Regions from separate parts of the Homo sapiens genome. Here regions 1 and 2 are each linked to region 3. A link is a loop called in an ENCODE intact Hi-C map of the cell type or tissue named here. Cell type or tissue: GM12878. All regions are shown on one strand. Each heading gives the region's core, and the rest is flanking DNA. Links, peaks and the distances in the headings are about the cores only.

Region 1 (8,537 bases), core at 1,875-6,874, 100 kb before region 3:
AGGTACCTCCGTTGGAAATGCAGAAATCACTTGTCTTCTGTGCCAATCTTGCTGGGAGCTGCAGACCAGAACTGTTTCTATTCAGCCAACTTAGAAGCCTAACTTCTGTTTCTTATTCTTTCTTTCATGTGCTGAAATTTAAACTGATCTAGAGCCAAGACCCTTTTGGGGCCTAGCCATACTTTGTTTCAGAATGATCATTGTTTCAGAAAATGATCATTGTTTCTTGTTTCTATACAATATGGCTGGCCAGAAAATAATAATATTTGATGATTAAACTTTTGACTTAGGTCTCAAAATTGAACTAAGCCTTCTAATCAAGCTTTATCAGAGTTCTGCCATGGCAAATACTACAGGAGACTCAGCTAACACTAAAGGGTTGATTTACCTTCCATTCTCTATGTATCTTAGGTGTCTACTTCCCTTGGGAATCTCATGATTTGGAAAGGTGATAGGCAAAGCAGAATTCAACTGCATCCTAGACTTTAGATATAAGACTGTCAATTTTTAAAAAAATTAGCTCAATGATAATAATAATTTTTTAAAAACCCTCACTTTAACCTGTAATGCATAACATTTTGGCTGCCTACATTTCTCCATTCAAACACAGAATGCTATATAAATAAAATTTTGTAGTCCAATGCACAAATCTGGATCTGGTACACAAGCCTTGGTATGGTTTAGATATTTATTTGTCCTGTCCAAATCTCATGTTGAAATATAATCTCCAGTGTTGGAGGTGGGGCCTGGGTTGTGGAAGTGGATCCCTCATGGCTTGGTGCTGCCTTTGTGATAATGAGTGAGTTCTAATGAGATCTGGTTGTTTACAAGTGTATGGCACCTTCCCCCAACCAACTCTTGCTCCAGCTCTCGACGTGTGAGATGCCTGCTCCTGCTTCACTGTCCACTATGAATAAAAGCTCCCTGAGTCCACCTCAGAAGCTAGTCAGATAATAGCGCCATGCTTTTTGTGCAGCATGCAGAACCTTGAGCCAATTAAGCCTCTGTTCTTTATAAATTACTCAGGCTCAGGTATTTATAGTGATGCAAGAACAGCCTAACACAGTGACCCAAAGGTCTGTTATACCCTGAGTCCCAGATATTACTGTTTTTCACAGTTACTTCCATGTTTAGTGTGAACACACTCATTGGAATATTACATGTAATGTTATCTTGCCTTCATATATAGATACCTTGTGTGTGTGTGTGTGTGTGTGTGTGTGTGTGTGTGTGTGTGTACAAAGTGAGAAAGCAGCTTCCTTGGACTTCCAAGCACACAGATATCCAACTGCAGAGACTTGTTTGTATCATCATTTCAGATGGTTATAATCTATGCTTTTCAGGTTCATGGCCACCTCTCTCCTGGACCATGTCTACTTGTCCCCTGATGATGGCCTAATGAAATTGCATTTTTGTATAATAGAAGAGTCTCTCTACTATTACATCTCTTGCCACAGCATAACTGATACACTTTTCAATTCATGGCTAGGATTTCTTATAATGGAGCATGATGTTCCAAATGAAAGACTCCCTTCAACTCTAGTTTTCATCTCCATTCTACAACTAAAGGCCAGTATCTGGGAGAACCACAGAGCACCTGGAAGAACTTCTAGGAACAATAGATTCTCTAGAAGAAATTCTGAGTGGGATGTGTAGCCTGATTTCACCCCATCATACATATACAATTGTCCAAGGATACAGAGACTGCTACCTGGGGACACTTGAGGTTATGGTGTGTGTCAGTGCTATGATCTGCTGAATCCAGTCTCACTATCTCACTGCTCACTATTTCAGGCTATTTCTAGCTCCTTGAGACTCTGCATTATCACCTTATACCAGAGCAACCTGCCACAGTCTTCAGGATGAGGACTGATGTATGACATAGAGGAGGTGCTGGAATATCAGTAGCTCATTAGCCACGGACAGTGTCTGGTATATATAAAGGGAATGGCTGAGAGCAGTGAGTTGTGAGAAATGTCCTTTGATCTCAGATACTCACCCACATGTGTGAGGACCTTCCATTCAGATGCTTCGGGCAAATACTGGCTTTCCTCTATTTCAGGAGAGAATCTTAAAGAAGGGATGGTGTTAACTGCATAGAGGTCCCTGCGTCAAGGAAGCATTCCTGACTTATATTTTTGTGTCAGCTCAAACCACTGCAAGTATCAGTCCCCTCTGTTTAGAACCTCCTGGACCTTCTAGTATAGGTCCATCTTCTCACCTGGCTCTGCACAGATACAGTGACTCATCTTCTTACTCCTTACCTCTTGGGTTCCAAGCCCCACAACAGTGACAGAAACAGACAATGCTGGTTTTATTAGTTCTGTATCGCCGCTGTAACAAATTATTACAAACTTCGTGGCTCCAAACAGCACAAACTTATCTCATAATCCTGGAGGTCAGAAGCCACAGTTGGATCCCACTGGCCTAAAATTAAGATGCTGGCAAGCCTGCATTTCCTTCTGAAAGTTTTAGGGTAGAATCTATTTCTTTGCCTCTTCCAGCTTCTAGAGGCCACCAGCCTACCTTAGCTCTTGGACCCCTACTCCCAGCATAAAAGACACCAATGTTGCATTTCTCTCTGGCTGCCTTTCTGTAGTCACAGCTCCCACTGACCTCTTCTGCTGCCCTCTCCCACTTTTAAAGACTTTTAAGGACCCTTGTTATTACTTTGGCCCACCTAGATAATGTAGGATAGTTTTCCTCTTTAAAGTCAGCTGATTAGCAACTTTAATTCTCCTATGTCATGTAACAACATATTGATAGGTTCCAGGAATTTGAAATGGCTGTTTTCTAGGGTATGGGGAGTAATATTTTGCCTATCACATCAGGCTCAAACTTATAGCTCACCTCTAGCTCTGCCTGTTAGAGGCTAGTATATCTGCTGTTGATTTTCCTACTAGCTTCTTGCAGTATCACTAGGTTACAAGCATCTAGGTAAAGCCTGTCCTTCTTCTGATTTATACTTTTACTGTTCACTTGATCAACATCTCAATTTCCATCTGTTTTTCATGTACTATGTTTAGTCCTCCTAAAATTCTGTTGCTTGGGAGACACCCACAGGATTGGAAACATGTCAACAAACCTAGAGAGATGTCATACTTTACTTGGAAACTTGAAACCTATGTTTGGTGTCAGATAAAATAGTTTGGAGGAAAAGACATGAGTACCTAAAGAGGCTGTCCTTCTGAGCAGTGGTTAAGGGAAATGAGATGTTTCTCGCATGTGATAGCTGAGATATACCAGTGACTAAACAATACAATGCAAAATGATACTTTGCAAGCTGTCACTTTTATTCTTTTTAATTAAACAGTTATAATTTTTTAAAGATGATGTGGAATTGTAAACTGAATGATTTAATTATTATATTCAAAAGCAGCAGGTGTATGGTACAAATGAAACTATGGAATAACAATTAAACACCAGTTCTCACTCCTGTAAAAACACAAAGGGAGGGCAGTAAGCAATTACATAGTTTGGTGCTGCCTATTCAAGCACAAGGATGCTCCTTGATTGTCTCTAGCAATTAGCATTTTCTATTTCTCAAAGCAATTATTTATATTCTTTTTGTTCTAATGGATCTTATTAATCACATCCGTCAAATATACAAATAGCATCTATTAACTCCGGCAGTGAAACATTTAAAATCTTGCATTTATTTCTTAATGAGAGAGGCAAACAATAATTGAAAAGAAATATCTAGAAACCAGGTCTTAAAATGTGGATCAGGTGATATTGGCAGCCCAACAAGGGAATAATGAGATGATCACTGCAGAAACCAGTTCGGGTTCTTTGCTGAACTCCGCATCTGGATTTCTCTGTTAAGTGCCCCAACCTCCTTCAAAATCATGCATTAAGAATCTCTGTGTGATAGATTGCTACAATAAAAAAAATACCATCTGCTATGTCTAAGTCATTATTCTAAATGCTAGAAGGGTAGATACATAGAGATGATAAGATGTGACAAATGTCCTCAAAATGTTGACAGTGGGAAAATGCTTGTATCTAAAACAGAATAAAAAGGTAGACTATCCAAAGTATGACAAAGCAGTCATACTTTGTAAAATGTTCTAACTGTAAACGAATCAGGTGAAAGTAAGAGGAATTAATCGCTAGAGGAGAAAATGAACTCTCAGAACCATCTGTGAACTGATGGTTAGATTTATGAAGCAGGCAGAATTTTTGTTGAGCAATTAAGGACACCTGGGATTTTGATAAGTTGGATATGTTGAGGTAGGAAAAGGGATTGGTAAGGGCAACATACTTCAATAGTAGGAACGGTGAGTAGTTACGTGGGTATGATCAGGCATGAGGCACATTCAGGAGATGGTGAATGAGAGTAACAGTCTCTGCTTGCTCTTCTCTGAAGAGCCATGGTGATCTTTTTCAAATACAAGTATGATTCTGTCCTTCCCTACCTTAGACATCTTCAATGATTTCCAGTTACTCTCAATGGAGACCACAAGCTTTAAAATGTCCCAGTGCACCTATAGGATCTGGCTCCTGTTAAAACTTTTAGGCTCATCTCTTATTTCCGTCTACATTAGGAATCTTCATAACCTGCTTTAAACCACCTCATGTCTTGATTTCTGTTGGTACAGAACCCACGTGGTCTCATCACTAATCATCACCTTTTCACCTGACTCTGCACAGATGACTCAGCTTCCTCTTGTTCACTTTCATCCTGACTTGGCAACCCTTGAGGATTATCTTGGGCCTTAACTGCACCAGAGTAAGCACAGTTCTCTTTGTCAAGTGGCCTATGCCTGCTCCTGACTACCTTAAGAACTTCTCACATGCTTTTCCCTTCTGCTCGAATGATCTCACTTCTTCCACCTCCAAAGCCACTATCTTTCTACCATCCAAGCTAATACCTACTCACTTTTAAAGTTAAGCCTAACCTTCTCACGGCACGTCTCCTTGACAGTGAAGACTTGGCTAAGTCCCTTGGTTATATGACCTCAGGACCATTGTATGTCTCCTTTACTGTCATTAAAATTTCAACTAAAAACCAATTTTGGAAATGGTCTGCAATACTTGCATTTCCATCTAGTTAGTAAGCCTATGTTGTGGGAAACTACATATGTTGTTAACCATTGCATTTCACTTGCTAGCAGAGTGCCTGGCAGCTACTATGTTCCAAATAAATACTATTGAATAAATAAACAAATGAGGAGATATTAGGACAGCAGGCTGGGCCTGGATTAGGAAAGGCTACAAATTTCATACTGAGGATTTTGTGCAGAGAAAACAAGGATGTCTACATTTGAAAAAAATAACTTGATAGCTGAACTGATGTTTAGATGTGAGAAGGCAGGCTATGCAATAAACTATAACTTTCTTTACCTCCAAGCCTGAGTGCTGAATCAATTTGAGAGAGATAAGAAAAAATCTGGCACAACTTTTTTCTGGGTATATAGATGTTCAAGTTCTCATTTTCCACTTCCTTTCTTTTTTTTGTCTGTTCTCTATAATGTCAACATTTCCTGAGGAATATCTTTCTTCCAGCTTAGCCAGACTACCTGCCTTTATTGTACTTACATTCTTCCACTGCTCCCATTTCATCTGACAATGAAATGTATTTTCCCAATGCTGCAGCTTCTCGTTGCTTTTCTATGCAGATCTGATTCCTAGAGATATGGGCCTATTAAATTGTCTTCTTAACTTCTGCACTTGTAACAATTTTATTGAGTTATTTCTTTCCTTCATTCTGAGCAATTTGTATATTCTCTTAATAATTAGATTATCCATTCATTATTTATTAATTATTAAAAGCTACTACCCTTCTGTGGGTAAAAGTCTTAATCTCCAGCCACTGAAATCTAAAAGGATGATAAGATTTGAGTGTAATGGACAACTTTGAGGCTATCTGCTTCAGCATTGCCCTTAGGAACCTGTGGAGAAAATCACAGTTCCTTCTCTTGGTCCTGGAGGTAGGTAAAAACAACATGGAAAAGAAGCAAAACTTCGAGCAGCTGGTCTAGCATCATTTACCTCTATCTGGTACAAGCCTCAACTTCTAATGCCCTGTAACACTTATAGATGTCAGGCACCTTTGCAGTTTAAACTCTCAGTCTCCTGACCTGCATACGTGGCCAAAAACCCAACAAAAGCAGTAATTGAGACTGTACTTGTTTCAAAATAAGCTTTTCCTGGGACTACAAGAGTCTTATTGTTAATAATCCTTGAAGCTGCTGTGCCTGCAGCATAGGTGCCTATAGAGGTCAAGGTTACACTGCAGAGACTGCACATCAAGACCCCTGATTCCCAGGCCTATCAAGTTCTGTGCCTGGTGCCTGAAAGTGCTGAGGCCCATACCACATACGTCAACCTTCAGCCTGTGATCGACACTGTCAAAAGCTGCAGGGCTCTGCTAATTTCAAAAGTCACATAAACCTTATTTACCAGATTCTAATGTGTACCTGTCTCTCCAGGTGGTACAAGTTAGAAATCATTTTCGTAACTGTACAATTATACATTTTCACAACTGTAAAATTAGCCACCTGAGACAACAGGGCCATTGCAAATTGATAAGGTTAAAACTGCTCAATACTGATCTTACTTAAGCTAATTCCTAAAGCTACAACCCCAGGTTGTGCCAATTATTTGGGCCTCAAAGTCTACACCTTGGCCTTTCTCAGTTTCCAGCCTATGTCCTAATGTTTGACTCTTCAAGGACCTACTAAATAAAACTCTTGTTTGTTCTATGTCTGAATTCTGAACTATTTAAAAAACAGAAGGGTTCAGCAGTTAAAGATAAACATGCCAAATTATTGCCAAGATTTACCATATAATTATACAATTGCTCTATTTATAAATGGCAATGTAGCTTCCACATCCCTGCCCCCCGCCAAAAAATAGATTCAAGACTCTGCCACATAGGTATAGCCTATTCCAATAATGCTACCACCTTCGGAGACAGCAAACTACAGTGCACCTTGATGCAAATAACTGTGGTCTTACACACATGCATGTACATATATGTACACAAGCCAAAAGGAGGAAAGAAAAAGTGGACCCACACCAATAAAGTGTTACACCTATTAGAAAAATGACTCCTCCTCCCCTGAGAAGCAATAAGCAAAACATGGCTCAAAGTACAAGTCATGTTCCCATGTGGAAACATGAGCTATGGGACAGCCATGCTGTTCCCTCCCAACATTGGGAACACTGAAAATCCCACTGTGGCTCTAAAATGAAAGGTCTTAGCTATCTGATGCATCAACTTGGATAGCATTATCTAGAGTGAATTAAAGATATATTAGGTAATTGACTGCATGGAACAGTGGAGACAAACATTAAATGTTCTCACTATGAAAAAAAATGATAAGGAGGAGAGGTGATGAATATGTTAACTAGCTTGATTTCATCTTTCTACATTTGTACAGATATGTCAAAACACCACATTGTACCCCATACATATTGTACGTACGATTATTATTTGTCAATTAAAGACATAAATAAATTTTTTAAAAATAAAAGAGAATCTAAAGCCAACCTTCAAACAATGTGGTAAAACTGTTTCCTCCTGGCACGGTAATTGTCAGGTGAATTTGCTACAAGTCATGGGAGGAAGCCAAGCCCTACAGAGCATTTGACTCTAGAAGATAAAGTATACTGAGAGTCCTTCTCTAGCTAGAGGGCGGCATCACTGGCAATTTTGACTTTAATTTGCAAACCAAAAAAGGTTTTAGTAGACTTAAAATTAAAGCCAGGCATGCTTTAGACTGAATTTTTTTTTTTTTTTTTTTTTTTTGAGACAGAGTCTCACTCTGTCACCCAGGCTGGAGTGCAGTGGTGTGATCTCGGCTCACTGCAACCTCCACCTTCCAGGTTCAAGGGATTCTCCTGCCTCAGCCTCCGGTGTAGCTGGGATTATAGGCACCTGCCACCATGCCGGGCTAATTTTTTTTTTCTTTTTGTGTATTTTTTGTAGAGACGGAGTTTTGTCATGTTGGCCAGGCTGCTATCAAACTCCTGACCTCAGGTGATCTGCCCTCTTCAGCCTCCCAAAGTGCTGGGATTACAGGTGTCAGCCACCATGCCCAGCCAGACTGAACTCTTAATTGGAAGTCATTACTGCCTTTCTGAAACTGTCCACTAATATAAAGATACCCTAATGGTTTTAAATAGAGAAACTACAACTCTAATACCTATTATTGAGAACTCACCTGCATTTTAATGCTCCTTTTCCTTTAGGCAGCTACAATAATCTTTCTAAGAAACACTGGGCAATGAATAATTATACATTTAAAATTTCAGATCTTTGATAAATACTTTATTTGCTGCCTTCTTTTTACAAATTATTTTCATGCAGTTCTAATTGATTATACAATTGCTCTGTTTATAAATGGCATTACTTGAGGAAAATTGTTTTTCACTATTGAAATATTTATTGTTTCCCTGGCACTTGGACACACATATAACACCATAATTATTGTCTTTGAGTTCATACTTTGTATTAAAGATGTAGTTTTTACTTTAAATTCCCAAACCAAGCAATCATGTTAATGCCTTCATCACCTTTTAAAGGCTTG
Region 2 (8,537 bases), core at 1,927-6,926, 840 kb before region 3:
CAATTAATTTTCCATCTTTCTTAGAGGCTGTCTGAAAGAAACAACACTCATGTTTGCAGGTCCATCTTTGCCATTGGGGAACCGTTCTTTTCACAACTCTATGCCAAAGTCAAGAATTACCCTTCCAAAGATAGCCTTGTACTCCCAGCCTAGGGAGTAAAGGAATCAGACCAATTCAAGTGGCCCAATGGAGCTGAGCCTTAAGAAGCAGAAAGTTCTGAGAGGAGAGAGGGATGTTAAGTTAACAGGAAATCTGCAGAAGTCCGTGTTACATCAGGAGCTGTGAAGAATATATATAGCAGAAGGGAAGTTAGGAAGCCAGTAACCCCAAATTCAAGCCAACAGAGTGCTCGCTGCTGCAGAGAATTCAGCTTTTCAATGTATTTGGAAAGAAAGATTAAAATAGTGGTCCCTACTAAGAGACGCAATGGCCCGTTAAGGAGTCTGTGGTAGTAGTTGCATCCATTTTGCATTTCCTAGTATGTCTGGACCATCTTCTTTGGAAACTTTCCAGTTGTACTTATATTGAGTAATTATGGATTTTCTCCACTCTTTATCACATGTTTTGACATTTCTTCTCATGACAACACATAGCCTAGGAAATAACAAAAGGTCTTGATTAAGAAAATTAAAACTACTAAAATTTCTTGAGAACCCCTTCCAAAAACTTAAGGGTCAATCATTTCTGTTGTAAAATTTCTGACAGAGAAAATATATAAAAGGCCCAACAAAATGATGATTATTCATAGCATGAAAGACAGTTTTCTCTGAATCCCATCTTTTATTTGATTCTGATCAAGGTCAGAGTCTCCCCCCAACCCCCGGATGTTTCCTCCTAGCCTAAAGTGAACCCTTTGTTTTCTAAGAAAAGGGCCCAACATTCATGGCTTGGCCTCACTGCCTGCTCCCTTTCACTTCCTGAGGCGCCGTGGATCAGAGCCAATGCATTCAGAGAAGGGAACCAAATGACTGCCTGCTCCCAGGCGCTGTTCACTTGAGTGTGGCTGGAAATGATTTTATGTCAGACCGAGATTTGGGTCAAGAGAATTTCTGAAGCGTCCACAACATTCACAGACATCCTAGGGTGAATGAGAGACTGCCATGGTCCTTGGAAATTCTCCAAAAGAGAGATCAGCTCCTCTAGTTTTAAGATGACTCTAGAAGGGTCAGAAAACTGGGACTGGTGGAGACAACGTTAAGGTGAATAAATTGCCAACTGCTGAGTCAGTCTTCACTCAGAGGCATTTATTGAGTGCCCTGCAGTGTGCAGAGCTCTGTAGGAGCAATTAGCAAGGGCCAAGCTCAAGCTAGCAAAATGAGTAACACAGTTCAGTGAGGTCCACTGCTGGTGACTCCCTGCCCACTCGCACTCATTTGATCCTAGTTTCGCTAACTGTACTCCAAAACATTCTTACATCATCTACACCAGTGATTCTCAATAGAGGTTGGAGGAGAATTTTGCTCCCCAGGAGACATTTTGGGCTGTCACAATCTGGGGTGGGGGCAGAGGGGTTAGTATTGGCATCTAGTGGGTAGACACCATGAGATGCTGCTAAATATCCTACAATGTGCACAGCAGCCCCCGCCGCAGAGAATTATCTGGCCTAAGGTGTCAGTATAGCTGAGGCTGGGAAACCCGGATCTAAATGGTCTGCTTTAAGCTATTCAATGATCATGTTTTATCATCCACGTTCTAGTCTTCAGTTTTGATGGGAGCGTATCAGGCTCAAGCCTCTGTACTACACTCTCAGGTGTACGGATTTAAGAGTTTGCTTTTACCTTTATTCATGTTTTAATTAATTATGTTTTTTTGAGATAGGGTCTCATTCTGTTGCCCAGGCTGGAGTGCAGTGGTGCGATCTCGGCTTACTGCAACCTCTGCCTCCCAGGTTCCAGCAATTCTCCCACCTCAGCCTCCCAAGTAGCTGGGATTACAGGTGCTCCACCACGCCCAGCTAATTTTTTTGTATTTTTAGTAGAGACAGGGTTTCACCATGTTGGCCAGGCTGGTCTCAAACTCCTGATCTCAAGTAATCGACCCTCCGCCTCCCAAAGTGCTGGGATGACAGGCATGAGCCACCGTGCCCAGCCCGTGTTTTAATTTATTAAACGAACATACTTAAGCTGATGAAGACATGTGCAGAATATAGTGATTCTTCATTATCTCTTAAATTTGGTAACAGCCTTTTATAGCTGGGGGAAGACAGCGGGGCAGGAGGGCACAGGACTTGTGGGGGCCGATGGGGTCACCCAGCGAGGTCTCCATGTCTCAGCTTCCTCATCTGGATGACGATGAGGATGGCTTTACCTGGAAGGTCTTTTGGGACTCTGACATTGTATCACTAAAAACTCCTAGTAAGAGAAACCCACATACCCATTTCACCCATGCATACATCTTGACCAAATATTTCTCTCTTTCCCCACATACCAGCATATCTTCTCAAAGATTCTCATTTTCCATGACAAAAGGTTTTTATTCTAATTTAAACAAGACAATTATTAACCTTATACCTTCAAGCCTTTACTTATCTCTAAATCCCTCCCTTTCTCCTCACTCAAAAAGCATCTTTTGGAAGCTTCCGCTGACCAAAATACACCCACTCCTTCCTCCAGTTCATGCATGAGCATTATCTGACCAGCTAGCTGCCTGCAGGCACGTCTACATGTAACACATATGATTATATTCTGGCTGATCTGTTCATGTCCTTTCTATCCTAAAAATCTATATGTGTTTTCTTTCTCAGCAGGTAATAGAGTTCTTGAGTATGATATGTCATTTAATTCATCATCCTTTACAAGCTGTGGAGTTTTTGATGAACAGCCGCAAGTGATTTCCTAGTTATTAGCAAGAGACAAGGAATCACCAACCCACAAACACATTTTCTGAGTGGAAAATAAACAGGTAAAATAATCGAACTGTACTCTGAGATGTAGGTGGTAAATGCACCCAAACTGGATGTTGGTGAAAAACAAAAAAATCAGTGAGGTAGATTGTGTTGAGACACAGAATCTAATTTTAATGAACTCTAAATGAACACTTAACAGATAAATTCTGCAACTTTATTGAAATATAAAAGCAAATTATAACTTGATTTGGTAAACAGACTAGACAGACATTAGATATTCTCCATTTTGTCTCCCTTTCCCTTTCTAAAAGTCTTCCAAAAATGAAATAAAATATTTACCGAACGTCTTCCAGGCTCCAAAATATCTGTCAAGGTCCTTCATGAAGCTTCTCTGCTAATTACAGTATGACTTTTGGCAAGTCATTTAAACTCTCTGGATCTCAGTTCTCTCATGCACAAAACTAAGAGAGTCGATCATCTCAAAGGTCTTTCCTGGCTCTAATTTTTGATGGATTTAAGGCAGTAAGTCTCAACCTCAGCTGCACAGATAATCGCCTGAGTAGGTTTTAAACATCATGATGCCCAGGTGACACTAGAGACCAAATAAATCAGAACCTCTGGAGGTGGGACAAAGCAATCGTATTTTCAAAGCTCCCCAGGTAATTCCAGTATTCATCCCTGATTTACTATAAACCAAATTTCTTAGACCAGTGACTTTCTGAATATTTTAAAAATAACTCACTGTCAAAAAAAAAAATTTCAGATTATGCCCAAGCACACACGTGAATATAGTTTAATATTTCAGTAAAATCATTTTATGAAATGTAGCCGTCAAATTTCATAAAACATTTTATATGCACTCTGATATTTTCTACTGCATTTTATTCATATGTATATGTACATATACTTAAAGTATGTACATATACTTAAAGTATATGTACATATACTTAAATTTCAGTATAAAAACACTGCCCTAGCCAATTTGGCCACTAGATGGAACTGTTGCATTTAAAGAATGAAAGTGCAACTTCAGACTGAACTCTACAGAGCAAAACTAAAACAAAATGCTTATGATTTGGCTGGGTGTGGTGGCTGACGCCTGTAATCCCAGCACCTTGGGAGGCTGAGGCGGGCGGATCACCTGAGGTCAAGAGTTTGAGACCAGCCTGGCCAACGATGGCCAACATGGTGAAACCCCATCTCTACCAGAAATACAAAAATTAGCCAGGCATGGTGGTGGGGACTGTAATCCCAGCTACTCGCGAGGCTGAAGCAGGAGAATCTCTTGAACCCGGGAGGTAGAGGTTGCAGTGAGCCGAGACTGTGCCACTGCACTCCAGCCTGGGTGACAGGGCAAGACTCCATTGTGTAAAAAAAAAAATGCGTATGATTTGATATTAATTTTACATCCAAAGTTATTTTATAAGAAAAGGAGCATAGCTGTTAGAAAAAATGTAAGTTATATTCACAGCAGCTGATGCTGATGAAGGGTGAGACTCCATCTGCGTTGGGTATTCACTCTGACCCCTTCACCACCGCCACTACCACCCGTGAGGCAGGCATTAGATTTCTCTTCCAGCTGAGGAAACTGAGCGCCAGAACGACTAACATGAAAAGCTCTCAGTCAACTGCAGCCATTGTCACTGTAGAGCCAGCAGAGGGGAAGGATGGATTCGAAAAGTGACAAAGAGGCAGAGGCAGAATTTAAGTCCAAAGGTGTTGGGCTCTTGCTTCTCGCTATGATAAACTGTAAAATATTGAAAGTTTGTAATATTGATACACTGATTTTTAAAAATATTAATACACATTAAACCTGTACAAAAGAGGAGAAGATTGGATTTTCTTTTTCCCCATGAATCCAGGCTTCAAAGTGGGTACATTCAAAGGAAAGGAGAATTATCAGCACTGTGGGGAGAAACAGAGTGGCCTGAGGCAGGGGCTCTGACGAGAGGCCCCTGGGGCCAAGGAATGAGCTTTGGTTTTATTCAAAGGGTTCCCAGCATGAATAGCACATGGCAGGGCTTTTGCATTGCTAACTCCTTTGCTTCATTCCTCCCTTTGGGCAAATGTCTTCTCAGAGGGGTGTTTCTTGATCATCTGTCATTGCAGCCCCAGCCTCCATCCCTTCTCATGGTTTTATTTTTTTCACCACCTTTTAGTATTAGCAGGCATTATGTTAAATTCCTTTTTATTTATCAACTCTCCATGTTTCTGGAACTAGGCGTAGACACCATCATAGAGGTTAAAAAGTCAGTAACCCATATCAGGAGCTGGAGGAGGGGCACGTGGGAGAGTTATTGCTTAACATGTACAGAGTGTCTGGGGTAATGGAAACGTTTTTGAACAACTGTTTTTGTGGTGATGGTTATGCAACATTGTGAATGTAATTAATGCCACTGACTTGTACTATGGTTAAAAATGGCAAATTTTATGATATATATATGATATATATATTTATATATCATATATTTATATATGATATATACGATATATATTTATATATGATATATATGATATATATATTTATATATGATATATAACATAAATATATATTTTCCACAATAGAAATATATATTTCCCACAATATAAAAATATATATTTTCCACAATAGAAGTAAAACTCACTTAAAGAAGTCAGTATCCAAAATTCAAACCAGCAGAGCAACTTAAAAACTACAGCTGTCGGCTAGGCGTGGTGGCTCACGCCTGTAATCCCAGCACTTTGGGATGCTGAGGTGGGCAGATCATCTGAGGTCAGGAGTTTGAGACCAGCCTGGCCAACATGGTGAAACCCCATCTCTACTAAAAGTACAAAAATTAGCCAGGCATGGTGGCTTATGCCTGTAGTCCTGGCTACTTGGGAGGCTGAGGCAGGAGGGTAGCTTGAACCTGGGAGGCGGAGGTTGCAGGGACCTGAGGTTGCACTATTGCACTCCAGTCTGGGCAACAGAGACTCTGTCTTAAAAAAACAAAACAAAACACTATGCTGACTCCTTACTATGTAGCAAGCACTTTACATCTATTAACTAAGTGAATCCTCATCGCAAGCCCATATGGTACAATTATTAATAATATCAATCAGATACTATTATTGCTCCCATTTTACAGATGAGGAAACTAAAGCACAGATTGGTTCAGCAAGTTGCCCAAGGTCATTCAGCTCATAAGTACCAGAGGTATGATTTGAACCTGGCACAAATCATTTAATAAATAGTTGTTATAAGAATAAATATTTCAAGGCCAAGGCAGGTGGATCACCTGAGGTCAGGAGCTCAAGACCAGCCTGGCCAACATGGTGAAACCCTATCTGTACAAAAATACAAAAATTAGCCAGGCATGATGGCGGGTGCCTGTAATCCCACCTACTCAGTAGGCTGAGGCGGGAGAATCGCTTGAACCTGGAAGACAGAGGTTGCAGTGAGCCAAGATCGCGCCATTGCACTCCAGCCTGGGTGACAGAGCGAGACTCTGTCTCAAAAAAAAAAAAAAAAAAAAAAGAATATTTCAAAGTGGTTACTCTGGCTGCTGGGTGGAGAGCAGGCTGCGGGGATGAGAGGAGCTATGAGGAATCTCTAGGGGAGGCTACAGTAGAGGGTGAAAGATGGTGAAGATACAGGACGTACAGACAAGCAGATGGCTCATATATATTTAAGAGAGGGTGAAAACATGATATGTTGATGGAGTTGATTGCAGGAATGAACCAGGAAGCTTAGATCTAAGATTGCCACATCCAATATGGTAGTCATTAGCCCCGAATGGCTACTAAGCATTTAAAATGTGGCTGGTTAAGAAATGAGATTATACTGTTGAGTATAAAATAATTCTGGATTTCAAAGACATTGCATGCAAAAGACTTAAAATATATCATTAAAAAAAATTGGTGTAGAAATGGCAATATTTTGGCTATGTTGGGTTAAATACATTATTAAATTAATTCCATTTGTTTTTAATTTTTTCTAGTAGTTTTCTAGTAGTCATATTTCAGGATGATATATGTGGCTCATCTTAATTTCCACTGGATGATGATGACCTAGGATAATGTCCTGGTTTATTGCTTGAATAATGTAGTTAACAGTGATTCATTTACCGAACTGATTGGTTAGGTTTGTTGGTCCATTCTGCATTGCTATCAAGGAATATCTGAAGCTGAGTAATTTATAAAGAGGTTTACTTGGCTCATAATTCTGCAGGCTGTACAAGAAGCATGGCACCAGCATCTGCTTCTGGTGAGGCTTCAGGGAGCTTTCAATTCTAGCAAAAGACGAAGAGGAAACAGACATGACACACGGAAAGAGAGGGACCGAGAGAGAGGAGGGAGGTTCCAATCTCTTTCACAACCAGATCTTGCGTGAATCCATTACTGTGGGAATGGTACCAACTCATTCATGAGAGACCCACCCCATGAACACCTCCCACTAGGTCCCACCTTCAATATTGGTGATCACATTTCACCATGAGATTTGGAGGGGACAAATATGCAAACTGTATAAGTAGGGAAAAAGCAGGTTTACAAACAAATATAATATAAAAAATTCTGCTCTGGACATACAGACTTTGAGATGCTTGTGAGACATCCAAGCAGATATAGGGAGCCCAGAGCTCAGAGCACAGGTCAGAGCTGGGACTGCATGTTCAGGGTGTGCAGTTGATCCTGAGTGCTAAGTTAGGATACAGGAGATCTTCTGGAAAGCCTGTATTTGCAGAGAGTACAGTAAGCACCCAGGACCTACCCTGGGACACTCCAACATTTAGGGCTTGGGTAGAAAAAGGATGCCAGAAAGTTCAGAAACCACACTACACTTCTATGTTCAATTTTCAAGCTAGGAAAAGACCTATAAATTCATGATGGTTTCATGTCAATTTAATTTTGTTTGGAATTTATGTGTGTGTGTGTGTGTGTACTGTAGTTTATTTCAATACACACTTAGGATTGCTTTTTTTATTCTTCTAGACAACATTAGCAGAGTTTAGCTGTAGAAATCCCTGGAAATCTTTCTTTATAGAGAAATAACAAAACTCAGTATGATGAACAAGTACCACAGATAAATCTCACAAAATCCCTAAATGTCCAAAATCAAGGGAATAAAGCCTCTTGAGCCCTCACATGACAACAGCTCTGTGGCAACCACCTTGGTAGTGTGATGTGCTGAGGAAAGGACACATTTTCAGAGATTTAAAAAACTTTAATCTCCAAATTAAGTATTTCTTTATAGTACTCTGTTTTAGACAACAAAGAATGGTAACATAGTTAAGAGCTCAAACTCTGTGGTCAGGTACATCTGAGCTAATGAATATACTTAGAATTCCTGGCATGTGCTGAGCACTTGGTAGACATTATTATCAATAATACCCCAAATCCATCCTTCCTCCCAGTTAATTTCTATCATACTATTAGGGATGTTTATATCATTAATAACATCTTGTCCAACCAGTTTCTGTGTTTCTCATCCTTGTTCTCATGAGGTAGCTTATGCTTTCCTGGTGGACATGGCCCCTCAGCCTGGTGTTAAGGTGGAACTTTTGTTGTGCTCCTGATGTTTCTATGTGAGGGGACCCTCACTGTAGTAACACTTTCCGGTTTTTCACCCCTATTCAATCAGTCCTCACACAGAATGATTCTTTGGAGGCTCTGGGAGATGAAATTAGGCATCTCTTTTTGGTATTTACCTGTGGGCAGAGAGAACGCTGCTCT
Region 3 (8,537 bases), core at 1,865-6,864:
GGGAGGACAACTCGAAGCAAAGGCCAAGGACAGGAAGACTCGAAGTGGGGAGGGGGTTTCCAGGTCATAGGTGAATAAGAGACAAATGGTTGCATTCTTTTGAGTTCCTGATTAGCCTCTCCAAAAAAAAAAAAAAAAGAGAAATCATATATGCGTTTATCTCAGTGATCAAAGGGGTGACTTTGAATAGAATGGGAGACGGGTTCACCTTAAGCAGTTCTCAGCTTGACTTTTCCCTTCAGCTTAGTGATTTGGGGGCTCCAAGATTCATTTTCCATTCACAAATGGAACAATTATTACAATATACTGTAATACAAGTTAGGAGAATGTTCTCCTCACTCTCCCTCTCACTTGCATTCTCAAAATGTTTTATTGTGTGTTATGTTTCTACACAGTGGTTGACCTTGGATAACTGAAACCACAGAAAGCAAAACTGTGGATAAGCGAGGACTACTGTAATCTACTTTTTCTTTTAAAGTAAATTAATCCTTTTGTTATTTTCTTTTTGTTTTTACTTTTGTCAATATGGTGAGCAAATTCTGACAAGTGTAATTTGAATGTTCTGAGAATTAAATTTTAGGAAACAGAGGAGTAGTAAAATGAGGTGAACTGTCACTATGTATAGCACTTGCCATCAAGGGTTTTGTTTGTTTGTTTTTTTTGTCTGAAGAAGAGCCATTAGTGATTTCAACAAAGTAAATGCTATCTTGCTCAAGTATTTCCTACTGTTCTTGTGGCATACACTGACTTGAACATAAAATGGTGGGTCCAAATTCATGATTCTGTACTCCACAAGTTTAGTAAGCTCTAGAAAAATAGAAAAATAAAGTTTATTTGAAAATGATTTCATTTAGAAACCCAGTATAGCAGACCTGCTCTTATATATTAGTATGTAGTTGTTGTATTAGATGGGTGCAAAAGTAATTGTGTTTCTTGACATTATGCGATAGCAGAAACTGCAATTACTTTTGCACCAGCCTAATATTATTTATCTAGTTTATTTGACCTGCAGAAAATCCTCTATTAGGGCCTTTAAATACTGAGGAGGTTAAAAGACATCGTCTGAATTACATGCTTTTTATACTCTTGAGCATGTGGCTTTCCTGTCTGCCAGTTCTGCTGCAAGGTAGGCCCCGACTTAGTACATTCTTTTATTAGTTTGCATCACTCTATTTAAATTCTGTCCAAACTTATTGCAACTTTCTATTTCCCAAATAAGAACAGCAGAGATTCCTGCCATTTCTGACTTCCGTATTCAAAGTTGAGGTTTACAGGCTAAACAGATTGATGAACACTTTCTCTAGTGACCAGTTTAGTCTTCCACATGTTGATGACAAAGGAGCTAACCAATCTCTTCTATAATTGAATAACAAGAGACACTTTTCTTTGCTCTTTATTCTAAATGTGAATCTTAAGCAGGATTTGTGCAGGCAGTGAAGTTGTGTATAATAGTCTTCTACAGGCTCTTCTTTGGAGAGAATTCAATAGCCCAGAATTACTCACCAGCCTTCCAGATTTCCTCCATCTACCCCAAATGTGAAACCGTCAATTTGGCACGCCTTTCCCTAGAAGGTGTCCTAGGAGTAAACATTTCTGCTCTCTGCATTCCTACCAAAATTTACTTGGTGCTTGTTTCAGAGGTCTCAAGAACATTCTCAAGTAGGTTTACTCTCTAGGACTCATAAGATGCAACAGAGGTTGTACTCATAGCCAAGTTTCATTAGAGCAAAAGGGTACAGAGCAAGAACAATAGGAAGGCAGGCATTAGGCAGAGTTTAGAGAGGACAAATACACGATTCCTAGTCCTCATTATATAGGATGTGCTTTTCTTTTGATGTGAACTACAAGGACATATAAAAGGAGAATCTGCCAAGAGAAGGCTTTTATGTAGGCTCTTCGTGTAGATACCTCCTGCTGCACAACCAGCCATGGTAACAACAACTCAGGAACCCAACAATAAAACTAGGTACACATCATCAATCTTGATGTTAAGCTTGAGAAGCTCACATGGCATAGTCTATTCTCCAGGTGTATACAACAGAATCATCAATCGTCAACATAAAGAGTCTTCTGAGGCCCAGATTACCAGAAGTTGGTCAAAGGTAAATTGTGGTTCCAAGGTTCCATGGAGGCATACAAGGAGCATGCTGGGCTAATTCTTTCACAGCTCTCTTTTCAGAATCAGATCCTATTTTTAAAAGAGCTAACAAATTCATAATAAGATAGTTGTTCTTAATCAAACATATTTGATTAAACAGCACATTTTCTCTAAAAAAATGTGCATGCACACACACAGACACACAGAGAGACAATATGTGTATAAACTATTAGGATTCAAGGGCAAATAGTTAATTTGGCACAGGAGTGTGGAAATAAGAGAGGTAAAGAAAATAAGCCAATAAAATTTCATGATAAAGCCAGCTATCATTGTGGACAATCAGAACTCAATCCTACTGAGGAAATCTGGAGATAGTATACGATATTCCTCAGAGGTATCCCAACCAAGAGCACAGAAATGGAAATATTTATCTACCAATGCCCCTTCCATAATTTTCAAAGGCTGCTTCTATGATCATTATCTCCCAAGCACTTGTGGCTTGCTTTAGGTGCAAGTAAAATGTGCACACATAATATTAAAAAACCCTCAAAAAATTTGCAGTTTTTCATGTAAACAATCAGGTGTGTGTGAAAATTAATGCCAAGAGGATATGGGCAGGGAATTAAAAGTATCTGCTATATACACATACACACACAAAAGTGTTAACACACACAATTTTAGGTTTATGAAACTGTGAATTATAACCATGGATTTCTGGATCCTAGAGATTAGTCCAAAGTATTGCCAAACGAGATAGTATTCAGAGTTAAAGCTTTAGGAATAAACAATATTTACTTTTAAAGAATCGGTTACTAGTCTTGGAATGTCAGGCGTCATGTGTGATAATCAGAGATTACAATCAGTTGTTTAGTGCCCTCTGAATCATACAATATAAGTTATTGTGTTTATAGAAATAACACAAAAAAACAGCACTGTCTCCTTTTACCTCCTGAATAGAGAATGTCATTAATCTGAAGATAGCACTGATTATGAGACTTCATTATTTTGTTTCCCTGAAAAAGGAAGGAAAAAAAACAACTGCCAATTTACAATCACATGATGCCAACTACAAAATGCATTTCTATTTTCGAGATGGTAATATGTGGAAAACTCAAGTGTCTTAGAATTGATAGAATATGATAGTATCAATTAATTCAAAGAATGCTGGCAGGGAATGAACTGAAATATGGGAAGTGGGAACTGCAGCCTTGATCATTTGTAAAATAATCCTGATAACATACTTAGTGTTAATATGAGCTCTTTTCAAGAATATTCATGCCTCTTTCTATGTTAGGTACTTTCATCTCTGAACATCAAAACCTGTTTTAAGAACATTGCTATGTGGTCACAGGAAGCTAAATGTTCTTGCCAATATCACCCGCAAAATGACTCATTCATCTTTCAAACATGTCTTTTCTTACAAAATTACCTGTCCCCAACTAAGAAAAAGGAAAGAGAGCAAAGCTTCATTTTTCTTTCATCCTGGTTATCTCCCTAGCCCATCTTAGACTTTGTTCAAATACAACCTCTACAAAGCCTTGCGGCACACTGGACTTTAGGAAATAAGCTAAAAAGTTTAATCAGGACTTTGAGGTTCAATTCCCAGAAATGAACATTTTTAACAGCATGTTCATAAGCATGTTGGGACTTCCCACATACCTTTATAAATCATCACCTTGGTTCAACTCACTGTGAAAGAGAAGAGAGCGTGGCAGGCCAGGTTTCACTAACGCATAACAACTCTTTCAGTACTGACTAAGTGGTTAAGTTAAATACTAAAAGCCAGTGCCCTTATACAAAGGCTGGAATGTAACAAAGAGCCCACCAAGAGTTTTGCCTAAGCTTTTCCTTGGCCTTAAAGCATGAAAAAATAAAGAAGGAATTCTTAACAGGACCCATTTAGGATTAAACAAGTTTTATTGTGGGTCTGAAGAAACTCCCCAGGCCTCCAAAAACAAGTTTGTTGTAAGCCTGAAAGAACTCCCCAAACCTCCGTGATTTAGCAGGAGACAAGATAATCACCCCAGCACCTGGGCCCCTTTAGATTAAGTAAATTTACTGAGGCTCCAGAGGAGGGTCTTCAGGACTCAGACCTTAGTTATAGATTAAAAGAAGTTAATCCCATATGTCTTTAGGTGAATCCACACTTACACATAGACATACAGCTTAGAAGGTTATATGAGCTCTGGGAAACTTTGTAATTTTGAGTTGGCCTGGCAATAATTTTCAGGCCTTCTCCCTGTAACTGGTTACAGAAATAAAAACTCTCTTCCTCCCCAGTTCATCTGCATCCAGTTATTGGGCCACAGGAAAGAGCAGCCTGACCCTCAGTTTGGTCTGGGAATAAGAGGGGCTGAGCTGGTTCTTCATTTATCTCTGTCTTCTATCTTTTTCCCATTGTCTTTACTACCTGCTACAATCTGAATGTTTCTCTCCACCACTCTCTGAAATCCATATATTAAAACTTATTCACCAATATTATGGTATTAGGAGGTGGGGGCCTTTGAAAGATGATAAAGTCATGAGGGTGGAGCTCTCATGAGTGAGATTCATGCTCTTATAAAAGGAACCCCAGAGAGGTCTCTCACCATCTTTCTGCCATGTGAGAATGCAATGAAAAGTTGTCAGTCTGCAGCCTAGAATACGGTCCTCACCAGACATCACCTCTACTAGCACTTTGACTTTGAACTTCCCAGGCTTCAGAACTCTGGGAAATGAGTTTCTGTTGTTTATAAGCCACCTAGTTCATAGTGCTTTTTATAGCATCCTGGATGGACTAAGACACTAGCATTCATTCTTACTTTTAAAAAAATAATTGTGTGGATGCAAAGGTAGATTTGAATTTACATGTGCACATGAAGCTCCTGAAAGATAGAACTTATCTTTGATGAGTGATTCTGTGAATTATTTGAGGAATGTAATGTACAATTTGGTGCAAAATACTTATGATATGAGAAAGTTCTACATGGTACTTCCTTTCTTTTTCAAGTGAAGTGTTTGGGAACAGTACAGCTAAGTGGTTAGCTGTGGGCACTCTGGAACTCGCCACTTGAATACATTCTAGCTCAGGAAGCAATGCCATTTTTATTATTTTATCCTTTATTTTAATCTCTTCATCTGTAGAGTGGGAACAATTCTAATATTTATGTCATAGTGTTGTTAAGATTAAATGAAATAAAGCCTATAGTGTCCTGCACATCTACAATTTCAGAGTGAGTACTTCATAAATATCATTAATATTATTTTTTATTACTAATGGGGCTTAATAAAAATGGCATTAAATGTGGAGTCAGCATTTTGGGGCTCACAGTTTTGCCCCGTATTTTCTAGCAACACAAACTTGTGTCCTGTAACTACCCCAAGCCTCGTACTTTTTTTTTGAAATATAGAGGAAGTAACCCAAAATGAAAGAAACTATGTGAGAGAAACTAACTCAGTCTTTGGTCACATGATAGTTCTGCGTTTCCTATTAAATAGATACAAATTCAACTAGAATAGTGGAGAAAATAATCTTTGTTGGTTGCATGAACAAATATTTTTGTTGCTTAAGATATGTTTTAAAGCTGTATTCGAACATTAGTTTTGAGTATTGTTATCACTAGGTATGTTCGAAAAGGAAGGGGAAAGTTATTCCCCTAACGTTAAGCTCTTGTAAGACAGGCATATCAATTACACTGAAGGAGCCTTGCCTCTGAAAGTATGACTTATAGAAATAAAATGAAAATGAAATAGAAATCTCAAGATTAGACTTAGGGTTAAAAAATCTCTTGGTCACATAGCAAGGTAAAATATGGCTCTAAAAGTGAGGGAAAAATTATAATGTGATAGAGATTTCACGGGCTTTACTATTGCTAAAATATAATTGCTTTTTTGGAATTGCAGTAAGAGTGAAACTAGAATTTTGTTTTATTGCTTCTAGACCATCCTTCCTTCTCTAATATTCTGACCACATGTATCAGTATTCAGAAAAAAGCAAGAGCTTCTTCTCGCAGGCGGGATTGCCATTGAAGAGGATGTCAAGAAAGATGAGTCACTGTTAGGATTGATTCATGATACTTTATTGCCAAGCTGCATTTGCTGATAGAGTCATCTATATCCTGGTATCCATGGAACACAGTGGAAGGGAAATCTGTCCTTGTCATTACCTGGCCACAGGCCTCTTTTAAAAGATACTAGAAAATTAATTAGACTGCAAATTCACCCATAAAATTAAAGTAAAAGCTACCTGGGCTCAGGGCTCTGAAAGAGGATAACTTATTTGGATTAGAAAATTTGTCATGTTGAGCTCAAGTAGCATTAATTTGTTTAGAAGAGATAATGATATTTCATTATTATTCCCAACCCTGAAGTTAGTCAAGAAATAACTAAAATAAATACCTTGTAAATACTGACTACACATAATACTTATACTCTATAGCAACATGGCCACACTCAGTAATCTTGACAAGTTTAGGAAAGCATTTAAATAAAATAAAACTTGAGCCAGATAAACTCTGGAAGATCTTTAAAATTAAATATAATAGTTACTGGGTAAAGCGAATGGAAAACTAGATCAGAAATAGAAATTGTGCCTTACTCTTATAATTTCAACCATGACAATATAAATAAATAGTATGCTGTTAAAAAATAATTTGACCATTGGGAGCATTTAAGATTTCTACATGCTTTACCTATTTTACAGAGAGAATAAATTTTTAAAGAAGGCAGAACACGAAGACATTTCTTTTTACCTCAAAACTATTCCTTATTTCTGACTGTTGAGCAATATGGTTTTCCTGAAATGATAGAAACAAATTTTATACAGTTGAGAATAGAGTAACTGAAAGATTCCCAACCATTTTGCTGAAGGAAGTAAATGACTTTTCTGGTTGTGCACTGTTTTCAGAACTTGGGAAACCTAAGAGAAGACATAACTAACATTAGCTGTCACTGGCGAAATAGCATAGATTTTGACATAATATATACAGGAGAGGAAAAATTAGACTTAACTTATAGCAAGTAGCTTTGCACTCTTCCATTTATCATATATAGGAAGGAAAAGAGCCATAAAAATTGAATTTTGTGTGCTTCACAGACACCATTCCATTAGATGGGTCACAGAAAAGTAGTGTTGTGTCATATCTATATTAAAAATGCTAAATATAAACATCAAAATTGGAAGAATAAGAAATATTTAATACTCATTATTTCAAAAGTGAACAAGTGATGATTGAATCACATAATAAATTCTGTGTTTATAGGGGAAGGGATATTCAGGTCTTTATTTCTGAAAATTTCTATCACCTTCTATTTATCTCACTCACCATCTAGGCTTTCAGGCTTTCAGTTCATTCAGAATAAAGACCACAAAATAATATCAGCACACTAGAGTTGGCTTGATGGATACAAAATACCTCCACAGATACATCCAAAAAGAAATTTTAAAAATTTTGTTTTGAGAAACAAATTAAACATGTATAACGTGAGGTTCTTACTCTTTCTCTTATTTCTCTTACTGCACTTAAATTTTACACTATCTTGCTTTATAACCAGCATTTCTAGTGTTGACAAAGAAAGCATTTAGTTTTCATTTTCTTAACAAAAACCCCAACAGGCAAGATAAACATTAAGTTCATTATTGAAGGAAATGAGTTTGACAACAAAAAAGATAATTTAGAATGAAATGAATTCTCAAAATAGGACAAGGAGAGTACAGGTTGCCATAAAGCTAGATAATCAAAAGTGTTGAAAAATTTGTAAAGCTGTAATATGGTTAGGCTTTGTGTTCCTACCCATTTCTCATCTTAAATTATAATTCCCATAATCTCTATATATTGAGGGCGGGACCTGGTGGGAGGTGACTGGATCATGGGGGTGATTTTCCCTATGCTGTTCTCTTGATAGTGAGTGAGTTATCATGAGATCTGATGGTTTTATAAGCATTTGACAGTTCCTCCTACACACATTCACTCTCTGTCTCACTTGTCACCATGTAAGATGTACCTGTTTCCCCTTCCACCATAGTTGTAAGTTTCCTGAGGCCTTTCCAGCTATATGCAACTGTGAGTCAATTAAACCTCTTTCCTTTATAAATTATCCAGTCTCAGGAAACTCTTTATAGTGTGAAAACGAACTAATACAAGCTGTAATTAGAATCCACTATTCACTATGCACTGTGTAAGCTACAGAGAAAATACAAATAAAAGATAAGAGACAAAATCTACTGTCAATGTGTTTTAACCCTCATTGGGAAGACAAACTAATACCACTTTTTCATCATGAAAAGCAAGGGATTTAGTAGTATCAGGATTAATCATATTTTGTCTTCAGTAATTTAAAATGATATTAAAAGTTGCATTAGTGCTATAGTAGAAGACTTATGTCCCTTTAGTAAGTACTACTATATCACCAGGAACTACTACTACCACCACAACCACCCACCATTTACTTACTGAGTGTC

The links. Hi-C counts contacts between places; a loop is a spot of excess contacts. Peaks named below come from ENCODE experiments on the same cell type or tissue, not always from the same donor. Only the 100,000 strongest peaks of a DNase experiment are listed, where the experiment ranks them.
Region 1: a loop joins it to region 3, with 2.1 times the contacts of the local background. A loop is called at or near these places in 1 of 110 quality-filtered maps.
Region 2: it touches region 3 in a loop (2.7-fold over the local background); 1 of 110 quality-filtered maps calls a loop at or near these places.

What each region holds. Positions count from the first base shown.
Region 1 is chr4:36,647,589-36,656,125 of GRCh38, reverse strand. No RefSeq gene overlaps it. Among named protein-coding and RNA genes, the nearest start is that of LINC02505, 10 kb to the right of the region's middle. RefSeq lists an enhancer at 4,688-4,757. In GM12878, for the core only: no CTCF peak of the experiment used is centred there; a DNase peak (open chromatin) is centred at 4,705; H3K27ac peaks cover 972 bases.
Region 2 is chr4:37,385,476-37,394,012 of GRCh38, reverse strand. The region is part of intron 3 of NWD2 (NACHT and WD repeat domain containing 2); the gene reads right to left. Among named protein-coding and RNA genes, the nearest start is that of PGCKA1, 64 kb to the left of the region's middle. RefSeq lists a silencer at 933-982 and an enhancer at 3,961-4,010. In GM12878, for the core only: a CTCF peak has its summit at 3,837 (motif pointing right); a DNase peak (open chromatin) is centred at 3,839.
Region 3 is chr4:36,547,046-36,555,582 of GRCh38, reverse strand. The region is part of intron 3 of LINC02505 (long intergenic non-protein coding RNA 2505); the gene reads left to right. Among named protein-coding and RNA genes, the nearest start is that of LINC02505, 91 kb to the left of the region's middle. In GM12878, for the core only: no CTCF peak of the experiment used is centred there; a DNase peak (open chromatin) is centred at 3,752; H3K27ac peaks cover 2,054 bases.